2 separate regions of the Homo sapiens genome follow, and region 1 is linked to region 2. Evidence: chromatin loops called from intact Hi-C (ENCODE). Cell type or tissue: CD14-positive monocyte. All regions are shown on one strand. Links, peaks and the distances in the headings refer to the core of each region. The heading gives the core; the rest is flanking DNA. Region 1 holds the start of FAM118A (family with sequence similarity 118 member A). Region 2 overlaps KIAA0930.

Region 1 (6,012 bases), core at 409-5,408, 82 kb after region 2:
TGTTATCTCTGTGGGGTGTGTTCTTGTACACCGGTGCAGGGCATATATGTGTTATGATGTGGGTTTGTCCAGAGAATAAAGCAACAACTTCCTCTCCAGGATGGGAGGACTGTTATGTGGTCTCTGGTGTCCTTTCTGTCCATTCTTTAGAGCATCCCACCAGGGACCCTGCCTGTGAATCTGTTGGCTCTCTCTTTTCTGACAGTGCAAAACAAAGCTCCTTCTGCAGCCAGACAGACCCTGGCAGCAATTCCAAGCAGATGCCCACTTACCAGCTCGGACTAGTTGCTCTAACGCCTCTGAGCCTGTTTTTTGGTCTGTTAAAGGAGATTAATAACACCTACCACGCAGGGTGGCAGCGACAGTGAGGAAAGGTATGCCTATGAAGAGCTTAGAATAGCGCCTGACACACAGTAGGTGCTCAATTCACAGTAGTGTATATGCCCACACACAGGTATGTACATTCCAAATGCACCAACGCCCCTCAAGATACCCTCAATACACAAATAGATTGAGTCTGGGCTGGATGCGGTGGCTCATGCCTGTAATCCCAGCACTTTGGGAGGCTGAGGTGGGAGGATCACTTGAGCCCAGGAGTTCAAGACCAGCCTGGACTGGTGGAGACATGGTGAGACTCTGTCTCCATGAAAAATAATTAAAAATTTAAAAAATATATTTTAATTTGAAAACTTTTAAAAAGGAAAGATATGGACTAGGTCTGGTCGCTGGGCTCCTGACGACAAGGCTTGCTGTGCACATACATCTTCATTAGTGTGAGCTGTGCTCACGTCGGCTGCGTGGAGGCTGGGACAGACACGGACACCCCACAGTGCCCAGTGATGTGTCACACCCACACATCAGCACCACGCTGACCTCTTGCCAACCTGCCATATCTGCCCCCTTATCTACTCAGAATGGTCAAGGTGCCCAGGGGGCAGTGTCTCTCAGTAATTTTCCACAACCTGAGAAAAAGCTGTGTTTCTCTCAGATGTGGGGAAAAGGGGAGCCCTTGTTCCTGAGGCATCCTTCCTGCTGTCCTTGCTCTTGTAAGGCTGACTGGCTGAGTTTTTGGGTGGAGGGGCTGAGGCTCCCAGCCTATCTCAGATGGTGCTGAATGTGGCTGGAGGTTACGATTGCTTTGGTCCCACCACCCCTCAGAGGATGCCCTGCGCAGAGTCTTGGGTCTGACTGACCTCGGCAGCACCCAGCCCATAAGGTCCTGTTAATCAAAATCCTTGCTGGGGCCTGGGAGCTCCATGAGGGAAGGGGCCACATCTCCCACAGGTCTCGGGCTTCAGCACCCAGTACAGGAGCAGGTGTTCATGAACTGAATTATATATCTTTTGCATTAAAAAAAATTTTTTTTGAGACAGAGTCTCGCTCTGTTGCCCGGGCTGGAGTGAAGTGGCATGATCTCAGCTCACTGCTGCCTCTGCCACCCGGGTTCAAGTGATTCTCCTGCCTCAGCCTCCCGAGTAGCTGGGATTACAGGTGTCCGCCACCACGCCCGGCTAATTTTTGTATTTTCAGTAGAGATGAGGTTTTGCCAGGTTGCCCAGGCTGGTCTGGAACTGCTGACTTCAGGTGATCCACCTGCCTCAGCCTCCCAAAGTGCTGAGATTACAGGCGTGAGCCACCGGCCTTTTTTTGCATTTAAGTCGCACCTCCAGGGGTTGGGGAGCTGTATGCAGTGGTGGTTACATGTGTGGGCTGAGGCATGGAACTACACAACCTCTTGGGCCTGAGCTTCCCCTTGTTAAACTGGAATAACAATGAAGACGCCTTCCTCATAGGGTTGTTCCAAGAACACCATGAAGGAACGCATGCAAAGTGCTCAGGGAGTGCCTGACCCCACATACAGAGCACCCAGGGGCTGCCCTCTTCATCCCAGAGTCACTGCTCCCACTGTTTTCTGGGCTCTGGCCCCCCCTAAAATTTCACAGGCCGCTAACACAACACTACCTTCTGTCACAAAATGAGAGCTTTCTGGTGGGCTAGGGTAGGGGGAGATATTAACAGCCAACTTTAAAATCAGGCAGGAAAAAAAGGTGCCAAGGAGACAGGAAGTAATAAATGACTCCAGGTTGGGCAGGGCAGGCTGGGAAGAGGAAGTGGATTGGGTCTTGTTTAGGTAAAAGACTTCAGTGGCAGACAAAGGAGGAGTAATAAGATCGCTAGGGGGCCCGTGCCCAGCCCACCCACGCACAATCTCAGTCCTCGCAATACCCACAAGGTAGGTGCTAGGATCACACCCTTTACGGACGCGGCACCTGCGACAGGGATGCGCGAGGAGTCAGGGGGCCTCGCCGGATCGAACCTAAGCTGGGGAAGAGTATTTCTTGTATTTTTAGGAGAAATTCTCAGCCTCGGGGAAGAGTATTTCTTGATGAGGGAAGAGCGCGGGGAAGACACTCACGCACGCACAAACATGTGGGCGGCCATGGTGTGCCCAGCGCCGTGCTGGCTTCTGGGAACCCCCAGTGGACAAGACGGACAAGGTACCGGCTCTCAGGGGAAGTGGGAGCCAGTCACAAGCGTACCTAATTTCGGAGAGTGACAAGTACTCTGAAAAAGAAAGAAGGTAGGGCTGGTGACTGGCCAATTTAAGCGGGCAGGAGTCTGCTGGGGGACGGAGACCAGCCTCAGGTCTGGGTTGGGGACAGAAGCTGTGCCTAAGTGTGGTGCAGGATGCAGTTGCAAAGGAGCGCTTCCGATCGCACTTGATGCTCGCCACGTCCCTGCAAAGTGCTCCCGCCCCCTTTCTGCAAATGAGGAAACGGGACGCGCGGCTCGCCGGGCCAGGTAGGGCTAGGACGCGGACTCTAGGCCCAAGCGCTCCCCAGCGCAAGCCCTCCCCCGCACATCCGACCGCGCCTGCGCTGGAGACCCCGGGGGCGTGGCCTCCCCGGTGGGCGGGACCGTGGTCACCGAGGTGGGCGGTGCCAGAGGATCTGGCGGCGGGGCGGGGCGGGGCGCGCGTCCTGGCTTCGCCCTTCCCCGGGGCGGGGCCTCCGGGGACCGCGGGGCCGTTGGTTTCGGGACGGAACGTTCACGCGGCTGGGGCGGGCGCGCGGGGGAAGGGTTTGCGGCGGCGCCGCTGCCGGCTAACGCGGAGGGGCGCCTGGAGGCGGCGTGGCGTCCGCTCTGGCTCCGACTCCGGCTCTCGCTCTCGCTTCTAGCCCGCGTGCCTGCGCAGTCCCCTCCCCGAGAACCATCCCCTTGCCCCGCCCAGCGTCAGGGGTGCGCGGCCGCCGAGAGACCCCGGAGGCGTAGCCGGCTGCGGAGGCGAAGAGGTGGCAGCGCGAGCTGGGACCAGCGTCTCGGAGGCGCCGCAGGTGAGGGGGCGGGGCGGGCCCGCGGTCCCTGCATCCGGAGCCCCTGGGGACCCCGAGATCCTCAGGATCCGCCCCGGCCCCGGGGCCACCCCAGGACTCCCTCTCAGCTCTTCCCCTGGAGCCCCTGCCCCCGAGACCCCCTCAGGATCCGCCCTGCCCCTCCAGGCCCGCGAACCCCGAAACTCCAAGATTTTCTCTGGACTCCGAGACCCCCTGAGGACCCCGGCCGCTAGTGGGCCCTGAGAACTGTTGGTTCCGGAAACTCTCGAGGTTCCCTTGGGACTTGCTTCCAGCAACCTCCTCAGAAGCCCCCAGGCCCGGGGCATCTTCCTGTGGGGAGCCGTGGTTCCCAGTGTCCTTAGCCCCGCGAGACCCCGGGTCCCCGTGCCGCCCACCCTGAGGCTCCCTCTCCGACCTGATCTCAGGGCTAGGTTTCTCCAACTTGAGGTCCCTGGACCTGCGGGGCGTGGGTGGAAGTGTTCCCAGGTCTGGTGATAACTTAAGACGGTAACAGCGCGCCCGACGACCACCTCCTAAGCTGTGGTCCCCGCGCCTGCAGGTGCAGGGCCGGGTTTAAGTTTTAATGTTCTGCTGAGACTCAGGTGGCCCCACAGGACAGTCTATAGAGCAGGAGACCTGAGGTGGCCGAGGGCGGCCGAACCGGGGAGGGAGCGAGTTAGGGCACATGGGGACGCTTTTAGGTTGTCTCCTCCTTAATTTTTTCATTCAAGGAACTAACATTTTGTTTTTGAATGCCTGATAGGCTCCAGGAATTGACACTGGAAATAGAGATGAGACGGTCCCTGCTGTCAGGGCCTAGGGACCTGGGGCATAAGACAAGTAGGTCGTTTTTATCTGGAGGAAGCTGTGTCGTCGCTGGCAGGGAACCCATCTGGGTGGGCATGGGATTCTGGGAAGGGGTGGGTGTTAAGGAGGGCGTCTTAGGAGTCGTGGGGAGGAGATGCTAAGCAGCAGGTGAGCTGATTCTTGAAGGTTGAGCTAGAGGAGAAGTTTGCCAGGGTCATTCCAGGCAGAGTTTCAGGGGACAGCCAGTATGTCAAAAGGCAGAGAGGCTGCCACGGCACACAGTGTTGGAAGGCGGGAGGTGTGGCTGGAGCACACCTAATGAAGGTGGCGTGGGAGTGAATGCTAACTGCGGAGAACCCAGCTTTGCTCCCGGAGGCCCACCGTGCCCTTGGCCCTTTCTTGAACGACTGCACCTGCCATTGTCCTGAGAAATGATCCAGCTGAGCTGAAGGAAGGTGGGAGGTGGTCAGGGGGAGAAGTGAGGGAAGTGTCTCGCTAGAGACCTGGTATGGGAGAAGCTGGGACTTTTGCAGAGTACTGGGTTTGAGGTGGGAGTGACAAGAAAGAGGGTGTGATTCTGAGAGCCAGTCAGGACCAAAGCATGCCCAGTTTAAGCTGAGTGGAGGGTTTGGTACTTAAAGGGAGTGGGTGGCCATTGAAGGGCTTTGGGAGGAGAGGGGCGGGAGTTGGTGTGTTTTTGAACCATCCATGTGGCTGTGGTGGGGAGACTTTTTTGGAGGAAGCAAGACCCTATGAGAGATGGGGGTGACCTGGACCAAGGCGGTGGTAGTGGGGGACTGTGGCTTTCTGGAACGGGGCTAAGCTTCTGAAAGCCCAGGCCCAGAAGACTGGTTCCCGCTCTTTCCTGTCTGAGCCTGGGGTCTGAACTTTAAGTGAGGTTTTTGTCCTATTACCGTAGGGTCTGTGGTCGCCTTAGTGCTTCATGGTGACTGTGTGTGTGTGCTTCACCATAGTCTAATGACCACACAGGACGCAGTGGGGCAGGGTGGGGAGAGGCTGAGTCTCAGAGGTGGGCCAGGACCATGCTGGGCTAGGGGTCCTGAAGAGAACCTGTGTGTGGAAAAACCACCCATCGTGCTTTTTCTATTATCTCACTCAACGACAATCAACAGAGATGTCTTCTGTGACCAAATGTGAGGAGAGGTTTCTCCCTGCCACCAAGCGGGCAGTCATTTGTGCAAGAGACACCAACTGGGTATCTTCCAATTCAGTTCTGATACTACCTGGAGATAGCATCAAATCTCGCAAGTTGAGGGCTCAGTCCCCCAAGACTGCCCTCCACCCCTTCGGACACCAGTCACAAGCCTGAGCCTCTGGAACTTCTGATCGATCAGCTTCAAGTTGGGGTTCCCATGACCCTTCCTTAGGTTTGATTAATTTGCCAGTCGCGGTGGCTCACGCCTGTAATCCTAGCACTTTGGTAGGCCGAGGAGGGTAGATCATCTGAGGTCGGCAGTTCGAGACCAGCCTGGCCAACATAGCAGAACCCCATCTCTACTAAAAATACAAAAAATTAGCTGGGCATGGTGGTGTGCACCTGTAATCTCAGCTACTCAGGAGGCTGAGGCACGAGAATCCCTTGAACCCGGAAGGCTGAGGTTGCAATGAGCTGAGATTTTGACACTGCATTCCAGCCTGGGAGACAGAGCAAGACTGTCTCAAAATTGCTATGGAACAGCTCACAGAACTCAGGGAAACACTCAGGTTTACTGGTTTGTTATGAAAGATATCGCAAAGGACACAGATGAGAAGATGCGTAGGGTGAGGCGTGGGGGATGCTGTGCAGAGCTTCTGTGCCCTCCCCGGGGTGTACCATTCTCCAGAAACTTCGGCATGTTTGTATTTATCT
Region 2 (6,012 bases), core at 752-5,751:
GAGAAAGACTCAGTGTTTTCATTAAGAACCTTCTCAAACCTTTTGTATTTTGTACCCTGAGCACGTTTACCTATCCAAAAAGTAACCAAAATATTTCTAACAATGCAGTTACTTGGAAAAACGCTCATGGTAGAGGAAAAAAGCCAGGACACAAAATTATACCTGAATACTTAAATGAAGGAAACTGTCTATTTTAAAAAATGCCTAGGAGGAAAGACTGAAGGAATTACACGCACATGCCCACAGTGAAGGGTTAAGAGTGGTGCAGTGCACAGATCCTCATCCCGCAAATAAAACAAAGACAAAAAAAAGTGAGGCCAGAATAACTTCGTCCTGTTTTACAAATACTCTGCGGCATGTTTACAAATACACCCAGGGCTGCCTGTGTGCCAGGCGTGGTGCTCAACACTGAGGCCTGACGCTCTTGATCTCACAACAACTGAAGCAGTTTATTTTACAAACGAGGACATGGCAGGAGGGAGACTGCCCGGCTCCCGCGGTTGGAAGCTGGTGTTTGAACCCACTCGTCCTCACATCAGTTAGTTTGGTCTCATGCGGTCCCTGCTGCCCCCGCCATCCCCAGCTTCAGTGGAAGCAGGATGAATTTTAAGTAACACAGACAGAAGTGAGATGGTAGCTGTGGCAGGCACCAGTAGAAGGTGGTGGCTGGACAGGGAATGCCAGTCAGCTGGAGACTCAAGGAAAACTAGGAATCAAGCAGGCAAAGGTGGACGGCATTCAACGCTCCCCTTGGGGGAAGATGAGTGAGGCCAGGATGGTGGATCAGCCCTGAGGCTGAGGAAGTAGAGTGGGAAGAAGAGCTGGAGGGGCCGGGCCCTCTTCCCTGGGTCAGGGGTTCTGTGTTATCCCCAGAGGGCTGGGGACCCCTGAAGTGTTTGGTGGGGAGGGGGCTGAGAAGGCGTCTGCCGTGGGGTGGCCTGCAGATGCTGGGTGCCTGTCCCGGGACTGTCTGGGTCAAGGGCCTTGAGAGGGTCCTCTCCAGAGAACACCGGGCTCAGCAATAGACTCCACTTGGCCCTGGTCATGGTCCAAAGGTGGGGGTCAACTGGACTCTTTGGGGAGAGTCCAGGCGGCCCTTGGCCCTCTGTAAGCCTCCGCACCCAGGCAGCCAGGGCTGGCTGAATGGGCTTCTGTGGCCCCTCAATAGGCCTTTCATCCACTCGTGCCTCGCAGAGCCTCTCCCAGAGCCTCTCCAGCTGAGGGCCTCCCTCCCTCGGGGCACAGAAAACAAAGGCACTGTCCAGGGAGGCCCCTGGCTGCTCTGACGAGGCACTTGGGGGAGGGGAGCTGGACCATTGAGTCCCCACGTGAGCAGTGCCATGCCCTCTCCTCTGACCAAAGGGAAGCGTGGGGTCTCCACGTTGCGTGCCTAAAACCCCTGCCTGGTTTCACATCTTCCTTTGGAAGAAGTCCAGGCTCCCTTACCAGGCAAGCCAGGCTCTCCAGGCAGCCCCCGCATCTGCCATGTGGTCCCCGATGTTCCAGCCAGCCTCGGCCCTTCTTCTCTGACCAAACGCCCTGCATCCCCCTGGAGAGCCTTGCTCCCTCTCACCAGGTCTCGACCACACCACAGGGCACAGGGCACAAGCACGGCGCCCATTCCAACTTGGCCTGTGCAGGTCAGCTCAGGGGCCACCTCCACCTTTGCAGTCACCCCCTCGGGGTGCCTTCCTTACCACCCCACCCCAGCACCGGCCTTCCCTGACCCAGCTGGGGCCCTGCAAGACATCCCGAGTGCTGCCCGTGCCCACGTGCACCTGACGGCATTGCCTCACTTGATCTTCACAAAGATCCTGAGAGGTAAGAATAATTCCCTTCATTGATCTGATGAGGAACTTGGGGCTCAAGGCCCGAGCGCCTGGTCTGCAGTCAGGCCTGTCAGGGCCAGGCCAAAGCCCCACCTGCCTGCAAAGCCACGCTCCTGGCTCCACACTGCAGGCTTGTCACACTGGCCCCTCCCCACCCAGAAAAGGCCCTTTGCTGGCAGGGCGTCCGGGGCCCAGCGCAGGGCAGTATCCACCACAGAGAGCCAGTGAACGACAAGAAACACAGGACGTGCCGAGCCCTGTCCTCGGTGCGTTCAGAGAGCACGCGGCAGCCTCTCCACTCACCCTCAGCTGCTGGCAGGCAGAACTTTATTCATGGGCCTGTCTTAGACTTGCACAACGCTGTGAAATCCTCGAAGTGCTTTCACAATCCCCAGGCCACATGTGTGACCACCTAACAGCCATTTTACAGTTAAGGAAACCGAGACCTTCAAGTCCGGGCACCTGGCAAGCTCGTGGGGTTGGGCTTCGTATCCAGTTCTGTGGGCCTGCTCTGCCCCAGGCGCTGCATGAGGTCCTAGGGGACAAAGGGGAACAAACCCTGACCTCAAGGTGCCTTGCATGGCGGGGGAGGCTCCTGCTGGATTGGGGCTCCCATAAAGCATCCTTTATCCTCCTCTAAGCAACAATTCCCACAAAGCCCCCTACCTCCTGTGACCACCGCACCTGCTGCCCGCCCCGACCCCACAGCTGTTTCCAGACAGTTTCAATATCTCCTAAGCACAATCATCAAGCTGAAACAGTGGTTCCATATTCAAATTCCTGTTTTCTGTGAGATCATCCTCACAGGGGCCTTATCCAAGATCCTAACTCACTGCTCTGCTCAGACACAGAAAATGGCCTCCTACATGACCAGCTGACCGACCGACCGACCACTTCCTGAGTAATTTCTCAAGCTTCTCCTGACACTCACGCAAAGGTGCCCCATCTCAGCCAAGAGCCAGCACTGCCAGCTTCCCCGCCCTTTCCTCCACTGCCTGGGCTTGAGGCCACCCAGCCACTGCCCAGTCATCATTCCACCTCCTCCCGCCTCCATGCCAGCATGCTCTATGGCACGAGGAAGTCACAGAACCCTTGAACCTTGAGGCCCACCCACGCCCCCAGCTCACGATATCTGCAGAGATGCCAAACCCTGGCAGAGGAACTCAGGCCATGTGCTTCAGCTGCTCCCTCACTCCTCCACTCCCTGCCCGGGCCCTGAGCCAGGAGCCAGGCACACAGCTGGACCCATCCGCCAATGCCACCCACCCTTGTGCCCAGCACCCGGCCCACGGCAGGTGCTCAGTGTGCAGGCCCACATGTACTAGGTGCAAGGCAACGACACACCACACAGGACAAGGATGCAAAGCACCTTCTGGGCCCTTCTGCGGCTCTGCCTTCCCAGGGGTCTCAGTCCCCTGCTCGATCTCATGCTCTCCGCAGGCAACGTCCTTGGAAATGCCCACTCCCACACCAACCCTCATTCCTAGCCCTCCTCTACTCTGACTTCTGAGACCCACTGCATTGTGAAAACCAGGGGGCTGGGCTCTGCCTCGTACACTATGCCAGGACAGGCCCACCCAGGAAAAAAAGGGCATCGAACATCCTTCTCTGGAGAAAGGGATATGTTTGAGCATGAGAAGGGAAGCGCCAGCCTCGAATCCAGGACAATTAGGTCCAACATCCCCTGCTGCTATGGGACCCTGCACAAGTGCCTTAGCCTAAGTCCCACTGTCTCCCTCTGCCAACAGGGACAACACCCCTCACGTCACCGGGCTGTCACTGGAATGAAACGCTGCCAATACAATACTGGAGGAAATGAAGTCCCCTCCGTAAAGGGGACTGCAGTGGTTCTGGCTCCAACTGTCCCCGGGAGAGAACGGGCCCCACTGAACTTCAGGGAAGGATCCTGGACGCAGAGCCTTCTTCTTGTCGCAGCCTCTGATAGAGATGACCTCATCCCTGTACCCTAAAGCAGAAGCAGCTCCGGCTGGGGCGGATCCATCGGGGTTTGCTGCAGGGAGAGGGCTCCCGGGAGCTGAGCAGCAGCTAACGAGCTCCCACTGTGTGCGGGGGCAGCTCCCTCCTCCCTGGATCAGGAGAAACCTGGAATCCTAGACCCCTACACCCCTGGTAGGCATGGTCTCAGGGATGGCCCAGGTCAGCACCGGCCAATGCAGACAATCCGTGGGCTGGCAGGAGGGACCTGCAGATAGAGCTGGGGGTTTGGGGCAGGAAATCTAGGACCCAAAGTGTGAAGTCACAGTTCACAGGGTTGTGGGATGAGAGGGTTCGATTTCTATTTTGTGGGGCCAGAGTGGGGTGTGATTCTTCTCGCTTGTCTTGCTTCCTTCACTTCTGATGTCCCCGATCCCCAGCACACACAGCATCAACCTCCCTGAGCAGCTGGTCCTGCCTACCCACAGTGCTTTTTACAAGTGGCTTGGTTTCAAGTGGTTAAGAGTGTGGACCAGTGAAATGTGTCCCAGAACCTTGGCTGTGAGCAGTGACCAGGCCAACCTTCTTCTCCCTAATTCATAAAAGGAAACTGAGGCACAGCGCTGCCACCTGTCACAGCAGCCTCCATGACACGCTCTGAGGCTCTAGGTCTGACCCTCGCTCCTTCCTCAGGCAGAGATAGAGCAGCAAGCAGTACTACTCTGCAAAGGGGAACAGAGCCCAGAGGCCTACAGTGACTTCCCAGAAGCGGCTCAGCAAATTACAGTGTGAACCTTCATTGCCCTTTTCCTGCCGCCTCTGCTCAGGCAGGGCCCTGTGTGGGCAATACCTCGCTCAAGGGCCAGTTCCCCAACAAATGATCACCTCTTCACCGGAAAGATCCCTCTCCACCCCCCCAACCACCAAACACTCACCCGAAAGATCCCTCTCCACCCCCCTACCACCACTCACCCGAAAGATCCCTCCCCATCCCCCCCAACCACCAAACACTCACCTGAGAGATCCCTCTCCACCCCCGCCATCACCACTCACCCGAAAGATCCCTCTTCACCCCCCAACCACCACTCACCCGAAAGATCCCTCCCCATCCCCCCAACCACTCACCCGAAAGATCCCTCTCCACCCCCCAACCACTCACCTGAGAGATCCCTCTCCACCCCCGCCATCACCACTCACCCAAAAGATCCCTCTCCACCCCCACACCACCAAACACTCACCCGAAAGATCCCTCTCCACCCCCCCACCACCAAACACTCACCCGAAAGATCCCTCTCCACCCCCCAACCACCAAACACTCACCCGAGAGATCCCTCTCCACCCCCCAACCACCAAACACTCACCTGAGAGATCCCTCTCCACCCCCGGCACCACCAGTCACCCGAAAGATCCCTCCCCATCCCCCCCACCACCAAACACTCACCCGAAAGATCCCTCTCCACCCCCCAACCACCACTCACTTGAGAGATCCCTCTCCACCCCCGCCATCACCACTCACCTGAAAGATCCCTCTCCACATCCCCACCACCACTCACCGGAAAGATCCCTCTCCACTCCCCCATCACCAAACGCGCGCCTAGGCAGCTCCTCCTGTCACTCCCAGGGGCCTGCGCCCAGGCATCCGTCTCTGAGCTGGTGCGAGGGATGAAAAGTCAGAGCCGTGGAGGGGAGCTCAGGTGGGAGAGGGACAGGAGCCACACACGAGGGACTACGCAGTGTCACAGCACAGGGGCAGGAATTGACAGGTGGCACCAAGAACAAGGGTAGCAGTGGCTGATTCCACCAACGGGTCAGGAAGAGGCCACAGAAGGGCCCTAGAGCCAAGGGCCCCCCTCTCCGCCAACAACGGGTTGAGGAGGGTGATTCCAGGCCAAGTGTGGAGGGGACCTCGGGAAACCCCCTCCAACAAGTCTTACGGCTGGGGCTCAGGGGGTCAGCTGGGGCAGGTCACCAAGGGTCTTGGACTATATGCCTGGCAGACATCAAGAGGTTCTTAAAGGTGTGAACGTGGGCCAGGTGCAGTGGCTCATGCCTGTAATCTCAACACTTTGGGAGGCCAAGGCGGGTGGATCACCTGAGGTCAGGAGTTCAAGACCAGCCTGGCCAACATGGCAAAACCCTGTCTCTACGAAAAATACAAAAAAATGAGCCAGGCATGGTGGCAGGCACCTGTAATCTCAGCTACTCAGGAGGCTGAGGCAGGAGAATCACTCGAACCCAGGGGGCGGAG

Evidence for each region. A loop is a pair of places that touch in the nucleus more often than their neighbours do. Peaks named below come from ENCODE experiments on the same cell type or tissue, not always from the same donor. Only the 100,000 strongest peaks of a DNase experiment are listed, where the experiment ranks them.
Region 1: it touches region 2 in a loop (3-fold over the local background); 1 of 110 quality-filtered maps calls a loop at or near these places.

The regions. Positions count from the first base shown.
Region 1 is chr22:45,306,849-45,312,860 of GRCh38, forward strand. FAM118A (family with sequence similarity 118 member A) reads left to right here and starts at 3,086. Exons shown (of 9, transcript NM_017911.4): 1 at 3,086-3,335. RefSeq lists a silencer at 2,752-3,431 and an enhancer at 4,148-4,956. In CD14-positive monocyte, for the core only: no CTCF peak of the experiment used is centred there; DNase peaks (open chromatin) are centred at 2,093, 2,503 and 2,863; H3K4me3 peaks cover 2,961 bases; H3K27ac peaks cover 1,975 bases.
Region 2 is chr22:45,224,020-45,230,031 of GRCh38, forward strand. All of the region lies in intron 1 of KIAA0930, which reads right to left. Among named protein-coding and RNA genes, the nearest start is that of KIAA0930, 14 kb to the right of the region's middle. RefSeq lists enhancers at 1-204, 406-1,400, 1,401-2,393, 2,042-2,186 and a cis regulatory region at 2,114. In CD14-positive monocyte, for the core only: no CTCF peak of the experiment used is centred there; DNase peaks (open chromatin) are centred at 2,192, 2,752, 3,802, 4,502 and 1 weaker place; H3K4me3 peaks cover 3,014 bases; H3K27ac peaks cover 5,000 bases.